Linked DNA regions of Homo sapiens: region 1 is linked to region 2. Evidence: chromatin loops called from intact Hi-C (ENCODE). Cell type or tissue: dorsolateral prefrontal cortex. All regions are shown on one strand. Each heading gives the region's core, and the rest is flanking DNA. Links, peaks and the distances in the headings are about the cores only.

Evidence for each region. Peaks named below come from ENCODE experiments on the same cell type or tissue, not always from the same donor. Only the 100,000 strongest peaks of a DNase experiment are listed, where the experiment ranks them.
Region 1: a loop joins it to region 2, with 2.4 times the contacts of the local background. A loop is called at or near these places in 10 of 110 quality-filtered maps.

What each region holds. Positions count from the first base shown.
Region 1 is chr20:48,806,761-48,809,661 of GRCh38, reverse strand. All of the region lies in intron 1 of PREX1 (phosphatidylinositol-3,4,5-trisphosphate dependent Rac exchange factor 1), which reads left to right. Among named protein-coding and RNA genes, the nearest start is that of PREX1, 20 kb to the left of the region's middle. In dorsolateral prefrontal cortex, for the core only: no CTCF peak of the experiment used is centred there; DNase peaks (open chromatin) are centred at 1,481 and 1,894; H3K4me3 peaks cover 1,209 bases; H3K27ac peaks cover 2,446 bases.
Region 2 is chr20:48,750,272-48,753,172 of GRCh38, reverse strand. All of the region lies in intron 1 of PREX1 (phosphatidylinositol-3,4,5-trisphosphate dependent Rac exchange factor 1), which reads left to right. Among named protein-coding and RNA genes, the nearest start is that of PREX1, 76 kb to the left of the region's middle. RefSeq lists an enhancer at 1,420-1,549. In dorsolateral prefrontal cortex, for the core only: no CTCF peak of the experiment used is centred there; a DNase peak (open chromatin) is centred at 1,732; H3K4me3 peaks cover 784 bases; H3K27ac peaks cover 2,500 bases.

The DNA of each region.
Region 1 (2,901 bases), core at 167-2,666, 57 kb before region 2:
GGCCTCGTTTCTCCCTCATCTTGAAGATTTTGAAATAACAAGAACAATAATAAAGACAATGGCATTGCTACCACTGCTGAGATTGGCAAGAGCCGGCTGGTTGTCAGGATCCTTTGGTTGCAAGTGACAGAAAACCCATCTCAAACCACCTTCAGTAAGAATGGGAATTTCTCTCTGTTTCCCTGGGGCAGCTGCCTCCTGGGTGAGGGATGTAGCTCTACCACATGGTAGTGGGGGAGGAGTGGTTCCCAGAAGGAAGCCCCCAGGGTGCTGGGACCAGAAGATGGGGAGGGATGCCAGGTGGGAGCATCTCTTCTCCCCTGTGCTGGTGCCTCGATCCCAGATTGGAAGGCTTTGCCTTCCCCCAAGTCTTGGGTCCCAGGGGAGCCCCGTTGGCCCATGGCCTGCTTGCAGTGGCTCTTGGCCTTTCCATGTCTGACCTCAGAATCCTTGCTCCTATCCTGCCTCCTTGGGAGGCCTTCCTTGACTATTCCAGCTCTCCCTGTGGATGTCATTATAACACTGGTGCCCACATGTGTGAGGAACTGTGCCCAGTGGACACTTTCCAAGCAACATAGCCCCCCAAGAACCTGGTGGGGAAGGTGTTCCTGCGTTGCCTGTTTATTGTGTCGATGAGGAAGCAGAGGCTCAGAAAGGTTCCCTGACCTACCCAGAGTCACACAGCATCTTTCTCTTCTATTGAAGACTCAGCTGTGTGCATTTTGTCTTCCCTGAATCCAGGCTCTGCCCCTTCTAGGGGTGTAACATCAGGAAAAGGACTTTGCCTCTGTCTTTATGGGGAGAGCATTCCAAGCATGGGAAACAGCAAGTGCAAAGGCCCTGAGGCAGGAGCCTGTTTTAGGATCCACACGGAGGCCGGAATGGCCAGGGGCAGAGCAATGGGAGGTCAAGTCAGAGAGGTGGCAGTAGGAGTAGGGAGGCTGGTGGGCAGATTGCACAGGGCCTTGAGGGCCATTGTAAGGGCTTTGCTTTCTACGCTGAGTGAGGTGGTGTCGCTGAGTGAGGTGGTGTTGTCCTTGGAGTGTTTCAGCAGAGGAGGGGCAGATCTGACTCAGTTTTCGCAGGATCCCTCTGGCTACTTGTGCGGGTAGATGATAGGAGGTGGGGTGGAGGCTGAGGAGGAGGCTGCCACAGCAGCCCGGGCAGGAGAGCCTGTTCTGCAGGTGGCTAGATGGCAGTCCACTGCCCCTGCTTTGTCCTCCTGTGCTGCTCACGAGCTGTGTGACCTCGAGTCCTGGCTGCTTTTCTTGGAGCTCTATTTTCTCATCTGCACAGTGGTGTTAATGATGTGACCTCGCTGATGGGGCTGTGGGGATGAACTGCATGAGCTGATAAATGTAAAGTGCTCCCGGAGTGCCTGGCACAGCCTAAGCTCTCAGCAAATGTTTGTGGAGTGTGCCAGTGAGGGGATGGCAGGGAATTTGGGGCCGCTCCAGCTCTGCCCACGGTGCCTGTGCCTGAGGTCAGCCCCAGAGCAGGAAGCACCCCGTTGTTCCCCAACTCTGCCCTCTCCATCCCCACACACAGAGCTTTGAATGAACAGGATCCAGAATGTTCCGACAACAGTGCCCCCCTCCCCTTTCCTACTGACAAAGCCATCTTTGTTACTCCTGGGTGTGAAATCCATTTCAGAAATGAGGATGGTGCAGGCTCAGGAGTCGGCTTGCAAGGATGGGGAGGGGCTTGGGAGGAAGGTGTCCCCATCTTGCTCAGGGCCCCCTGAGTGGACAGCCTGCTCCCCCACACCCCTCTAGCCTCATTTGGGCCCAGAATGCTCTGGAATTGGCAGTGTTTTTTGGAACTGTGTGGAGCTGCATTTCCGCTGAGAAACCCTATCAGTCAACGTCACCTTCCATCCCTTACTGTCGTCACACGTACACAAGAGGCATAATGCCCAGCGCTGGCCTGGCTGCAGGCAAGCAAGCAGTCCCAGAGGACACTGGTGGGAGTGTTCATGATTGCTGCCTTGGGGGAAAATACATTGGCAGTGTCTTTAAAAATAAAAACCCACGATACCCTTTGATTCAGTTCCTTTAGGAACTTCTCCTATAGAAACAAGAAAAAAAAAGTAGGTAAAGATGTAAGTTACAAAGATGTTTATTCCAGTTTTGTTTCTAATGGCAAAAGAAATTGGCAACTCTGTGAGTGGCCGTTAGCAGAGAAAAGTCTCATTAGGATGGTTGTTGATCCACATGTTGGGGTAACGGACAGCTGTTGGAAAGAATGAGGTTGGTCTCTATGGACATGAGGGGCTGTATGTGCTGTACCTTTAAGGAGGGATAAGTTGCTGAGTGAAATGTAGAGCAGGACCCCAATTTTGTAGAGAAAAAAAAACACAAAAAAGGCTCTCTCAATGGGTATTTATGAGTGTGGAGAAAGATACTGCAGGATGTGCACCAGATGTTAGCCTTGGTAGCCTCAGGCTGAGAATGGGGGGGAGTGTAGAAAAAGAATTTTCACTTTATCTTTGTATACTTTTTTGGCATTGCTACACTAGTTCTAATTAACACACTATTTTTCAAATTAATATAGACTAACAATAATTTAAAAAAGACAGTTCCCTGCCAGTTGTCTTTTCCCTCATGTCAGCATGGCTCACCTCCATCTTCAGCTATGTTCTGTTGAGATGTCACCTTGAAGAGGCGTTCTCTGACTGTTCCATGGATGAATGGATATCGGATTCCTTTGAACTGTCCCTATACCTCTTCTGAGAAGCCATTCCTGCTACTCTTATGCATCTCTGACTTCCTTTTCCCCAGCCCCAGCCCTCCATACTGGCACTGAGCCCTCTTCACCTTCTGCCTGCTGTTGGAGCTGTTTGGGGGCCATCTTGACCTTGGTATCCCTGATGCTGAGCCCAGTGCCTGGCATACAGTCAGT
Region 2 (2,901 bases), core at 198-2,697:
ACTAATCAATTATGATGTGGCTTCCTGCTCAGTCTAGAGCTCTGGGGACCCTGGAAACACTCAGGCTGGGAGCTGAGTAAACAGTCTCTCTGGTCCTTCTCTTATGCCCCAGAAGACCTGGATATACATTTAGAGGAACTTGAACGCCTGGGCTCGAGGAAACATGTGCATCACCTAGAGGAACTTGTATACCCATACCCCAGTCGACGAGAGTATACAGCTGAAAGAACTTACACCTGAGTGCCATTGTTTACAGTAAGGATGTTTGAAACAAGTGTCTGCAGCATGGCAGTGGTTACTTCATGCTGTGATTTTGACTAGTAAGCAATGAAATGAACAACTTGAGGTCTGTCTTATTGTGGATTCCCCAAAGAACATGACCCGAGACTGATTCAAGGGCAAGTAGCATACTTGGGAGGTCACCCCAGGAAGCATCAATAGGAGAGTGGGGGAGTGAGGCAGGGAGGAGAAGGCAGCCAAGAAAGGTGTGTCATCAAGCGGGTTACCATGGGGGCCACCGGAGCTGAATCCATCAAGGCACTCGGGGAGATAGTGTCCATCGAGTGCCTCAGTTTCCTCATCTGTCTTTTCATGCCAGGTCCTGCTGGCCATCACTGAGGGCTGCTCCCAGGCAGTCTTACTTCTTCCGCACCTCTGGCCTGCCCTGCACATGAGAGCGGGGTCTTCAGGCCAAGAGATGCAGGTGCTGGCAGCTCGATGTGGTGTGGGGTAAGGGTGGGGTCTGGATAGCAGATGTTGCCCAGTGTACATATCAACATGGGTAAATGTGGAAGACATGATGTTGAGTGAGAAAATCAAGTTGCTGAAAGCATGCTACTTATAAAAATGTTGTGAACATGCAAAACAATATTCTCTCTTGCTTATAGATGCACACAGCTTGGTAAGTGGGCAGAGGCATGCGTGGGAATGAGGAGCACCAGCTCCAAGTACCTTGCAGGGAGAGAAGGTGCCCAGTGGCTCACCTCTCTCTGTAATGATTCCTTTCTGCCTTTTCTACTTAATACATGGAGGTTTGATATTTGCATGGTACTGTGGGTAAACTGAACTAATCTCGAGTGCATACTGCTGGGGCTTTGCATATGCAGTGACCTGTGTCTCCACTGCTCAGATCAAGATATAGAACATTTCCAGCACCCCCAAGAGCCTCCTCATCCCGTTTCCAGTCTGTGCCTCCCCTAGACTTGTTGAATTTCTTTTTGCAAATGGTTTCAAGCAAATTCGGTGTAGTATTAAGATTTGCCAAAGCTGGGTAGTGATGAGTTTGTGGGTGTTTGTTGTTTCTCTCTATTCTTTTCTGTATCCCTGACGTATTTCATCATCACATTCATAAAATGAAGAGGAGGACTTGGGCAGATGTGAGGACAAGTGGTCCAGGCATGGGCAAAGCTTCCGAGGCTGGAGGAGTTTCTCAGGCAGCCCTGGAAATCCTGAGAACAGTATTGTGTCTAAGGGAGGCTTCGGAGATGAGAGCTGCTTTTGACCTGAGTGTTTCAAAGCTGTCAAGCCTTGGACAAAGGAAGAGTCGCCCTGGAGGGTCCCTTTCACCATCCTGCCAGTGCAGGGGACGCCGTGCTGCCTGGAAAAGCCAGTCGTGCCTTGGGCAGCAGGAGGGCTGGTCCCAGAGCCTCTGCTGCCCATTCTTTCCGGGTCACGAGCTGCCCATTGTGGCCTTCACACCGGCTTGTTTGCAGTTCCTCAGTGGGTGGCCCGAGCCTCCCATTGTTGCAGCACAATAGCGGTGGCAGAGCTCGTGTGAAGAAACCAGGACAGGAAGCCCCAATCTAGGCCAGCGGAGTGCGGCACTCCCAGCTTCCTGCCCTCCCTGGCTGTGCTGGGTGAGGCTGCCTTTGTCTCCCTCTAGTCTGGGGAGGCTGGAGCTTGACTTCCTGTCAGTATCCCAGGCCCTGTTAAAACATCCTCTAGGAACCCCAGTCCCTGTCCCCTCCGCTCATTGTCGTTTCAAAAACAGGATCCACAGACTTCCAAGGAGCCTGAGTCGAGGTCTCCGGCATGGGTCAGGCACTGTGCCAGGCGCATTCCAAACCTTCCTTTGATTTTCAAGCACCTGCTATTTGCTGAGCACTACATTTGGCCCTGAAGACGTAGCTGTGAACAAGACAGGCAGGGTCCCTGCCTTCAGGGAGCTTCCATTCACTTTATCCCATGACATTCTAAAAGGTGCTGTATTCCTATGATTCCACTGGGAAGAGTAAATGAAGACTTAGAGAGGCTAGTGCACTTTCCTGAGGTCACACAGCAGGAAGGACCCATGGTTGAAACTCAGACTCACCAGTTTCCAAACCTGGCCTCTGATGTTGGATTGGGGGTTATGGTTTCATCCCAGCCATGATCCCTGCTTATCCTGGCCTTTCCCTTAGGAGCTTGTATAGATTGCTTAACCTCAGTTTCCTCATCTGTCAAATGAGCTCCTAACGCAAGATGGGAAGATAGGAGTTTGCATTAAGAAGAGGAGGGCCTCTTGGCGGAGGTGACATTTGAACTAAGGCCGGATGGATGAGGAGGCTGCTCAGGGCAGAATGGGGGAGAACATCTTGCAAGCAGGAACAGCATATGCAAAGGTCCTGAGGCAGGAGTGTATTTGGCAGGTGGATAGAATCTAGAATGAGAGTGTGGCTGAAGATTATTTATATTGAGGTGTGTGGGAGGATGAAGTACTGGAAGATGAGATCAGAGAGATTAACAAGGACAAGATCATGGGGACCATGGAAAGATTTGGATTTTAAGTGCAGTGGGAAGCCATGGAGATTTTAAAGGCATGGATTGACTGATCTCCTGTACATATTTAAAGGGATCTCCCTGGCTGTGTGTGTAGAGAACAGACTTTTGGGAGGGTGAAGGGGACCAGGAGGGAAATGGCTG